2 separate regions of the Homo sapiens genome follow, and region 2 is linked to region 1. Evidence: chromatin loops called from intact Hi-C (ENCODE). Cell type or tissue: PC-3. All regions are shown on one strand. Each heading gives the region's core, and the rest is flanking DNA. Links, peaks and the distances in the headings are about the cores only. Region 1 has its middle 20 kb from the start of TMEM14A. Region 2 has its middle 32 kb from the start of GSTA3.

The links. A loop is a pair of places that touch in the nucleus more often than their neighbours do. Peaks named below come from ENCODE experiments on the same cell type or tissue, not always from the same donor. Only the 100,000 strongest peaks of a DNase experiment are listed, where the experiment ranks them.
Region 2: a loop joins it to region 1, with 2.5 times the contacts of the local background. A loop is called at or near these places in 1 of 110 quality-filtered maps.

The regions. Positions count from the first base shown.
Region 1 is chr6:52,688,865-52,694,249 of GRCh38, forward strand. It overlaps the pseudogene GSTA8P and the pseudogene SREK1IP1P2. Among named protein-coding and RNA genes, the nearest start is that of TMEM14A, 20 kb to the left of the region's middle. In PC-3, for the core only: a CTCF peak has its summit at 3,046 (motif pointing right); no DNase peak of the experiment used is centred there.
Region 2 is chr6:52,875,073-52,880,457 of GRCh38, forward strand. It overlaps a transcript of LOC105375091 not described here and the pseudogene GSTA10P. Among named protein-coding and RNA genes, the nearest start is that of GSTA3, 32 kb to the right of the region's middle. In PC-3, for the core only: no CTCF peak of the experiment used is centred there; a DNase peak (open chromatin) is centred at 2,329.

The sequences.
Region 1 (5,385 bases), core at 123-5,122:
TAAATGAAGAGGAGAAGAAAAAGCAAAGAGAAAAGCAATTTTTTTAAAAAAGGAAAAGGTCTTATTCATCCAGTTCCACTGAAAAGGACATTTCAAAAGAAACAAAAATATCAGAACAAAGAAAAGAAAAAAAAAGCTGGGTGTGGTGGCTCACACCTGTAATTCCAGCACTTTGGGAGGCTGAGGTGGGTGGATCACGAGGTCAGGAGTTTGAGACCAGCCTGGCCGACATAGTGAAACCCTGTCTCTATTAAAAATACAGGAAAAAAAAAAAACTAGCCGGGCATAGTGGCAGGTGCCTGTAATCCAAGCTACTTGGGAGGCTGAGGCAGGAGAATCACTTGAACCTGGGAGGTGGAGGTTGCAGTGAGCCGAGACCACACCACTGCACTCCAGCCTGGGCAATAGAGCAAGACTCCATCTCAAAGAAAAAAAAAAAAAGAAAAAGTAAATCAAAAAAAGGAAGCCAGGTGCAGTGGCTCACACCTGTAATCCCAGCACTTTGGAAGGCAGAGGCAGGCGATCACCTGAGGTCGGGAGTTCAAGACCAGCCTGGCCAACATAGTGAAACCCGTCTCTACTAAAAATACAAAAATTAGCCAGGCATGGTGGTGTGCACCTGTAGTCACAGCTACTCGGGAGGCTGAGGCAGGAGAATCGCTTGAATCCGGGAGGCAGAGGTTGCAGTGAGCCGAGATCGTGCCACTGTACTCCAGCTTGGGGAACAGAGCGAGACTTGCATTTCAAAAAAAAAAGAAACAGAAAAAAAGAAAAGCATTCTTCAACCCCTACTTGTTATGAATCCTCCAAAAAGTAACTGAGGCTTTGGCTTAAGCCATTAAATTTAAAGATTTGTTTAAAAATTATTTGCCCTTCCTTGGAATTTGCTATATATTATGCTTTGCAATAAATCACAGCCTTTTCTATATAGACATTTTTGATGTGTGGGACCATTATCCCTCTGGCAATATATTTTTAATGTGCTATGACTGTAAAGTATTAAATCAGTCTTGTTACTTGATAGCCATGCCCCAAGTATAGCTATTTGTACATACTAAACATATCATTTTTGATGTTTGTGTCTCTGTGTTTGGCTGGTGTTATTACTTCCTAAGTTGATTGTAAAATGGCTTTACTACAGTCAACACAGTTCATCTACCTAGCAGTTAATGAGTATTGCTCAATCAGGTGTCCACCTTCTAGTGATGAAGCGAGGTATGGGGTAATATTTCACTCTTGACACTGAAAAATTTAATAGCTTTATAAGATGTAATATATAAAGATAGTGAAATTCTTTACTGTTGTTTTTTAAGTCTCGGGTTTTTTTTTAATATAGAAGATGAAGCTGCTTAATGGTCTTGACTAGGACTTTTAAAATGAATGGTGTCTGCGGAAAGATGATCATGAAAACATTTAAACAAAGTTTCATTGTTTTATGAAATGCAGAGTTTCTAGTATCTGCCTCCTTTGTTTTTGTAACAATTAAAATATTTCTTTCTTGTTAAAAAAGGTTATTCTGAACACAATAAATGGAATATACATATAATCAAGAAAAGTTTCAAAAATAGACTACATTGTAAAGAAATGAGGCAGACTAACAATGTTAAAACATGTTTATAATGTAATATGGGTCAGGTGCAGTGGCTCATGCCTGTAATCGCAGCACTTTGGGAGGCTGAGGCAGGAGGATCATTTGAGCCCAGGAGTTCAAGACATCTGCTTTCTCTTATCATGTTACGTTTTAGTTTACCACATTATATTGAAGTTACCGGTCTGTATGCTTGGTTTCACCAGGAGATAGCTGCCTTGAGGGCATCTTTGTATTTCTAGCACAGGCCTTGGCATAAAGAAGTTAGTAGGTTCATAAATGATGGTGAATGACTGAATGAAAGAATAAGTGGATAATACAAATTCATTCTCCCTGCAGTTCTTGGGAGCTATTTGGATAGCATTACCTGTAGCAGAGGAAAGCCCAAGAGGACACTGGGTTTGCACTCTTCAGTCATTAAGATGACTTCAGGTTGCTGTGTATCAGCCCAGCTCAGCCGATTGCCCACAAGAAAATCTTGTCTGTGGTCTCTCAGTGCCTGCATGATGGTTAATAAGGAAAAGGTAGAAGATGAAGGACACACCTAACATATAATTTAAAGTCAGCTTGATTTGGCAGAAAGTCTTCTAGAAGTTAAGAGACCTGGCTTCTAATCTGTTCTTTGCCACTGACTAGCTGTGTGAGCTCACGCAAACCCCATTTCTCTTGGGCTTCGTGAGGTGAAAGGAATGGAATAGCTTAAACCCTCCTGACTTATTCTGAACATAGGAAACAGCTTTATCTCATGTGCTTGTCTTCTTTTCATCTCCTCTCCCTGTAGCTATCCCGTGAACCTCTGTAGAGTGATTTTAGCACCGACCCTCCATTGGTGGCTCTTCCTGGGCTGATGGTATTTCTACTTGCACCATCTCAGGGTGGATTCTTGAGGTGTGCTGCTCTTCGGAAGGTACTGTGTTTGCAGGGAGAGTGTCATTCTCAGAGGGACCCAACCCTCATTTTTATAAGCGAATTTTCTTCAAATAGGGCTGTAAATTATGGGTCACTTTGAGTCAAAATTGATCAAATACAAAATGAAATGTAAGTTTGGAGGAGGTGGTCACTAAGGTACATTCTAGGCCATAGACTTCATGATGTTTTGATACTTGGGCATAGGATCAGGACCTAGAGAGACCTGAGTACAGGTTCCAGCTTTATTAGTTGTATGACACTGGGCAGGTTACGTTGCTTCTTTAAGATATAGTTGCTTCACCTGTAAATGAGGAAATAATTTATCCTTATTTACAGATGAAGCAACCACATAGTATCTTGTGGAGTTATTATAAAGATTAAATGGATTAATGCATGCGAATCATATAGCACAGCACTTGGCACTCAGTAAAGGTGAGCCATTATTATTATTAGCACTGTTGTTAGTGCAGTTACAGTCACATTTTTAGTTATGAGAAGTCTGCACTTCATAGTATCTTACAACAAAAACTTCATGCATTAGTTTACCACATGGTGGTGGTAAACATTCACTCTGTTGTCAGTATTTGTATGGTAAAAGATCTTAAGTTACATGCTGATTACAAAGGAATACATTATCTTTGAAACACTTTTGAAGGAAACAGTATGGGGAAAACCTGGGGGTTTAGAATATTCACAATTTGATCCAGTTGGAGCTAGGAACTCACCAGGTATAATTAAGGGAAAAGTCTAACCGAGGAAGTTAGGGTATCTGTCATCTATGCCAAATACATAAGTATCAACTAGATAATCTATGTTACATGATTAGGCTCTAAAACTGTTGATCATGATAAATATATTCAAATACATGTATTAAATCATTTAATGAGAACTATTGTTATTCAACCCAAAAAGGATAGGTTAAAACAGCATGGCAGGTGAGTTTGAAAAACTTAACTGGCTCTTTTTTCTTTGTTTTTACCAAGCCCTAACATTTTTCATCATCTTTTCCTAGACTTACTAATATTATAATGACTGCACCTGGAGATGAAGAGCATTAATAACTAAAGAAGGCATCCAACCCTGACCAAGTGCAAGCTTTCAGACAGCATTTTACAGCTGTTAAAAATGCAGAGACATGAACGCTCAAGTATTATGTTTAAAACAATTTTTTAACTTTTAGAATACTGCTTAGAATTCTAACCTTACAAACAGCCCTGAACCCCAGGACTGTCCAGTGTATTTTAGAAATAATATCCATCCCCTCTCCCCCAGCTCTTTCATTAGTGTGGGATTTCCTCCCTTAGAATCAGGTAACTGAAATTCTATCAGCACCAGAACCACAAATAGTGCTGAAATTATGCATAAAATAAAAAAAAATCCAGAAGACCAGGGTGTGAGGAAGGAGAGCAGATTTGTTGTCTAACTGCAAGTGGGGGAAGAATTTTGAGCTTTCGCAAAGGGTTTGGAAACCTTTATTGATAAAATTCTTTGTCTATTTTTAGTTTCATTTGTTTTTCTCCCCCTTGATTCAAGTCATAAAGCAGGGCAGGAGTTTGTTGCTTACCTTCTCACAGACAGGGAATAATCTTGTAGTGGCTCTTTCAAGGATGTATGCAAGATTCATCTTCTCTTCAGGCAGAGAGAGTGGCTGGAACATAATCATGTCACTCAGGTCCTTCAAGCCTTCTACATACATGTGAATCCTAGAAAAAGGGTGTTAATTCAAAAAAGAGTTACAGATAAAGGGAACTGTCATTTAATGGGCCAAAGAAACATTTTAAGTAGTGCCTCTGTTTTACCTGCTTAGTTATCAGGTGTTTTCATGGAACATTGTTCCAGGAACTGAAGCCAGGTGTTTTCAGAGGCATGCTGTTCCTTTGAAATATTAGGGAAGATGCATCTGGGAGATAGAAAAGTTGTAGGATCAAAGTGTGTGAGCAATTATATGTGTGTGACTATCAATTATGTAACACTAGTGTTAATAAAATACATATACACAAAGTATTAAAATAATCCCAAAACAGCAAATTGGGCAAATATCATTTATGGCTATTTAGTTGTTGTAATAATAGTGAGATCACCCATGCTGCTACTGGTGATGCATGTGGAAGAAGAGGTAATAAGGGCCTCTGCACTGCCAAACACATCTCCATCTGGATTGAAGGTTCTCAAACATAGTAGAGCAATTTCATAGAAGACAAAACTTACTCCACAAGTTCCCACTTGCCACCACCCACATCTCTGTGCCAAAGTGTATGGAAACATGGATGTTATGTTTGACAAGACACCATGACGTAGTGAGACTACTGGTGTGGGCCTTGGGAAACTTTGGTCTGGGTCCAAGATGAGTCTCTTATTAATCTTTTTGAACCACAGTTCCTTTAACTTTAAGCTACAGTAGCAGTGCATGTCTTGAAATGGACTCAGATTCTTTGCTACTTCTCCTATTGAGAGTAAGTTTCATTCTCCCCTTGAATCTGAGTGGGCCTTGGAGACTTGCTTGGCCAATAGAATGTGAGAAGTAATGTCCTTAGACTTGTATATCTAGGACATAAGCCTCACAGCTTCCACGGGGTTCTCTTGGAACATTTGCTCAGAGGCCAACCAGCTACTACGTACAAAGTCCAACTACACTGAGAACCTCATGCCATGTGGAAGCCCAAGCTAGTCCTGTGAAGAAGGCACGTAGAGAGAGACCGATGCCCCACTAGGCCCATATGGTCCAGCTATATGGCAGATGCACTTGATAGCAATACCCTGATAATGGTCCTATGGTCTAAGAAGAATGTGTGTTTGGAGTTCCAAGCTAAGGAATCCAGGAGTGGCCAACCTCTAGATTCATTCCTTATCTATGAGGAGCATCTGAACCCCTGGCCCATCCCATGGTG
Region 2 (5,385 bases), core at 214-5,213, 190 kb after region 1:
TGAGAAAACACACAGCATCACTGATTTAAGGTAATATTTTGGCAAATACCCTTTCAGACTGTGTATACATATGTAAGTGTAAATAATTACTTGGTACATAAAGAAAATGCAACATTGAATGCTATATTGTAGCATACATAGTTCAAATTCATGTATCATGGGACTCTTTGGTAGAACTGGTGAAATTCTTCCTCACAGTCTATTTTTATACCATGCCTTGAGAGTCAAGAGCTCAATTAACATCAAGGAAGCCTTTTTGGACCTGAAGGTCAATGCCCCAAAAATGCACAGGCACTATTTTTCTGTTGCCTTATGTTATGGATTGAATGTTTAAGTTTCCCCAAAATTCATATGTTGGGATCCTGACCCCCATGTGATGCTGTTAGTAGGTGAGGCTTCCAGGAGACGATCAAGTCATGGGGGTGGATATCTCATGAATGACATTAGTCCCCTTATAAAAGGAACCTTAGAGAACTCCCTTGGCATGTTTGCCATGTGAGGACACAGCCAGAGATTGGCTGTCTATGAATCAAGGAACAGGAGCTCCCCAGATATGAAATCTGCTGGCACATTGATCTTGTACTTCCCAGCCTACAGAGCTGTGAGATAGAAACATCTGTTCTTTAAGCTACCCAGTCTATGGTATTTTTGTTATAGCAGCCAAACTACAAAGAAACCCTCTAAACTCTTAGTGTCCTTATAGACTAAACAGCTTCTATCATGACCTTTACAACAGTGAAATATGCCAGCATTTGGTCAATAACTGCCAGCTTTCCTAATTTTTGCCTCCACTTTCAGTTTATGACCAAACACAGAAAGTAAAATATTGATCTCTGAACAATCACATAGAAATTCACACTTCCAGCTAGCCAGCTTACAGCATCTTCATGCCAACAACATGCAATCAGGGCATAACTTTTTCCACCATAAATCTCTCAGACTTTCCCGCCTGCCTCTGAATCTCTGGCAAACGCAAGTGATGGTGCCTGACTTCCTTACTATAGCAAGCTCGAAATAAACACCTTTTGCTTATTCTCATTTGGGTTGTCTTCATTCACTTTCACAGTTTTTCCAGAGGTTGCAACAAGACATGGTCTATGTTGCCCATTGCCGTGGACCCCAGCCGTCAGCCAGGTGCAGTATCCACAAAGGTTCCTTGTGCCTTGTGGCAAGTCCGCACCTGGGCTGAACTCTTTTCTCTTTGCTTTGAGCTCTTTCACTTTTTATTCTCAGTTTGGACCTCGGTTTTGTATTGGTTCCCATCTGCTTAGCATCCTTAATAGAACCAGGCCTTTTTTGCCTGTTTGTTTCTTTTCAGTCTTTTGTGGTACTGCTTTGTGCCATGCTATCGAGAAGTGTTTGTCATTAAAAAAAAAAAAAAAAAAAAAGAGGCAGCATATAGGCATAGGCCCAAAAGCCTGTTTTTCAAGACAGCCTCACAGTACACTGAGTTTGAGGTTATCATGGGATCTCTGTCCATGTTTACAAACTTTGCTGTGGGTCATCCCTGAAACTAAATGAAATCCTTCACTCTTGGTTTTTGTTCTTGTTGTTCTTTAAACTTGGCAGTGATCCAGGCAGATTACAGCTTCCACCTGGGGCACAGCAGTGACTGTGACTTTAGGTTTTCTTTATCCCATTAGGTGGTAATCCATATAGTTGGGTGAAAAAAATCTCTTTCGTAGTTTGGAGGCTCAAATCATGTAGCCACTGAAAAGATAAAGACATGCCTAGGGCAAGATATGGGGAAGGGGCATGGCGCTTCCATGCCTTCCCTGGACGTGCCACCCTCCAAGAAGCTCCATGCATGTGTTCAGGTATACAGAAGCTCCCAGGTACAGTTTCAAAGACAGGAAAATAATGGCTTCTTGTTCCCCCTTTGATCAGGGCAAGCTTTGCATCTTTTTCCTTAGGTGGAGGTAGTGCATAATGAAGAATCTTTTCACTCAAAATTTCCTACCTTCTACATATATCCTTCTACATTCATCCTGAAAGACAAAAAGAACCAAACTGTCAAAATGCCTTCTGCCTTAGATTTTATGGTTTAAACACCTGAGACAGTAGAGCCTCAGATGGTGACAAAGTAATTCAGCTCCAGTGGGTGCCTTTTATATGCCAGTCATGCTCTTAGTTATACATACATATTACATTTATTTCTCAGAACATGCTACAGGGGTAGATATATGTCCAAAATGTTTGTCCTACACGTGACCAAATACAGGTACAGAGAATATCAACATCTGTGACCTGTCTAGAGTCACAGTCATGAGAGGAATTAGTGGAATCACTGCAAGTAACCACTGATGCTAAAAATAGGGTTTGCTATCTCAGCTGTGGTTTGCTTTGTGGATGAGCTTAGCATGATTCATATAGCCAAAGACCTACCATTTAAGTAATCCCAAGGCAGAGTCCCTGGAACAGCCATCTCGAACATTTCTGTCTCCTTTTCTCACCATACTACATATCTCAGGCTCATTTTTATGCTCAATGTTCGAAGTTCTAAAAAAATTAAAAATAACAATAAATAAATAGGAAATAAAGCATATCTCTAAAAGCTATCTCTAAAGATATATACTTTCAAGCAAGCTAGTAATTTTCAACAACAACAAAAAAAGAAGATCTCCCAATTATTTTCTAATCACCTGGGAAAGCAGTAGCACTTTGGCAGCCACTCCCCTTAGCCCCCTCCATCCAGCCCCTTGCAACAACTGATTTACTTTCTAGATTCGAATGGTCTGGATAGTTCATACAAAAGAAATCATGTAACATGTGGCCTTTGGTGTCTGGTTTCTTTTATGGAACATGTTTTCAAGGTTCACCCATGTTGTAGCATGCATCAGTACTTTGACCCTTTTCATAGTCCAAGAATATTCCATTGTCTGCCACAGCACGTCTTGTTCCTCCATTCATCCATGGGTGGACATTTGGGTAGTTTCCACCTTTTGCATATCATGAATAGTTCTCCTATGAACATTTCTGTGCATGGATTAGTGAGGCTGTGTTTTCCTTTATCCTGGTTGTAGACCTGGTAGTGGAATTGTTAGGTCATTGGTAACTCTATATTGGACTTTTCAAGGAACTGCCAACAGGGGAGGAGACCCCTCCTCCCAGCTTTGCTGGTGCAAAATCAGTGTGGCTGCTTAGGTCTGTATCAAATGCTTCACTTTAGGTAATCCTGGTATCTTGGGCACCAGCCTCTGCTAACCTGAGTCAAGTTGACCAGTTCATATAATTAGTTGCTAACGTAGGTTCCTGGTCATCATTCTTGGAGTTATTGGAACCTGAGATTCAGCTTCTTTAGAGCCTTCTCTCCCCAGGCCTTCATCTACCGACTCTCAAACATTCTATGACTTGTCCTAAGCTGTTGTTGGCGCCCAGTCTCTGAAGGCCTGAGCACCTGGAATCATGATTTGCCATCCTCCTGAGTTCATGGTTCATCAGTGTTTGGAAACCTCTGTCAGGGTGCTCGATCCATGGACTGCATCCTTTTCTAGAATCACCCTCACCTGAACCCACCCCATGTTCACTGTTTCCTCATCTCCATGGGACTCTGCAATACTGCAACTCAGCATACACACCCAAGGTCCAGCCTGATGCTGACGATAATGCCCCTGCCACGGTCCCGCCCACTCAAGGAAGGACCTAAATCACTCTGTATTCTCTGTTAATGGAAGAACAGAAAATATACCATACAGGACTCTCTCCTTTATGTCTTTCTCATAGAGACTGTATTTGCTGGCAATGTAGTTGAGAACGGCTCTGGTCTGCACCAGCTTCATCCCATCAATCTCAACTATTGGCACTTGCTGGAACATCAAACTCCCATCTTTAGAAAGAAGGAAAAAAAGGAGAGTCAGATGTCTATGAATCCCAGTCTTTCAGCATGAAAAAATGTTTGCTGAAATGACTAAATTTATAAAATAGAAAAGAAATTATTGCCTGGTATAACCTCTCAAAGGAAATAGAAATTTGTTTTTAGCTTCCTTAGTCCTTCTTTTTCCTATCAAGCTTCCTCTTACCTTGTAGCCTCTTATTTCATTTATGTTTTTGTTCCTCATCCAGATACATAATAGGTCCCTTGTATTTTTTGTGTTGATATATCTTCATGGATATTTTAGGAAGAAGTTGGGAGAGGCTGCTGCAGGCCCACTAGCCACATGCCAATTAACATGGGAATATCTCAAAGTAAATCTCATGGTGTGAAGACATTAAAGACAGTTCTGAGAAAAGTTTCTATGTAGGTCCTTTGTATAGTCTTCAATACCCCCACTGGACAGTGTGTGCAGGGTGGGTGCTGTGTTCCTCACTCTACTGCTGCTACCCTGGCTCATGTCCCTCCTCACCCTCTGACCTGGACTTCCAACCAATTCAACACTATCTCATTATCTAAGCCTACAGTTGCAAGAATATCACCTTGTCAAATTCATAAGAGAAATGAATTCAAGATGGACCTATTTCAACTCCTTCCCTCTGATGAATGTCCGCGCGTGTCCTTGGATGGGGAGGGCTGTATGGGATCCCGAACCAACCACAGCTTATTCACAGTGTTGAAAGAATGAAAGCAAGGAAAGGCCATTCTCAGGGTGCTGGGGATGGCTCCTCTAGCAAATACTCTAAGAGGTCTGGCCCTTTTAGCCTGGAGAGAGTTGACAGAACTGCTCAAGGAGCCCCACCCTTTCTACTTTAACCACTTTTTTCCCTCTCCACCACCCCAACTACCACCCTTCGCACACATAGACACGGCCTGGTATTAAAACCTGCAAGTGTACCTTCTACTAGATACCTTCCTCAGAGACACGTAGAGACTCGATCTTACCATTTCTTAACTTTTCCAAATCTTCTGCAGATTCTAGAAATTTCTCTTCAAACCGAAAGCAGAATCAGTGAATGGGCTCCTGATAGGTCATTCCATAGCATTATAGACTTTTAACCTTGAATGGCTACTGTCTGATACATAATTTGGAGAATATAAGATTTCTGAGTTTGGCAGTGCACACAGAGGGGTCTGGTCATGGCCACTTGGAAATTTAGACTAGATTCATCAAGAGAAAAGCATGGATCACAGCACATAGCACTCAATCTTTTAGTTCACTTCATCCACACCCTGATCTCTCCCATGTCCATGATTAGGTCATGATTTGGGAGGGGATGTCACTGGCGTTAAGGTATCAAGCAGTTCTTCTAGTTATGTTGTTGTCGTATCATAGGAAAGCATGTGTCTCCAGGTGAGATCAGACCGCAGGCTTTGTGTCCCTAGTGTGGGGTATGCAATGGGCTAATGACCAAAAAAGATTCTTCCACCGAGGAACCTCTGCTGTAATTTATATCACCCCACTTGTTAGGAGCCCTACTGTGCATGAGATAGGTCCTGCTATTGCACAGCTT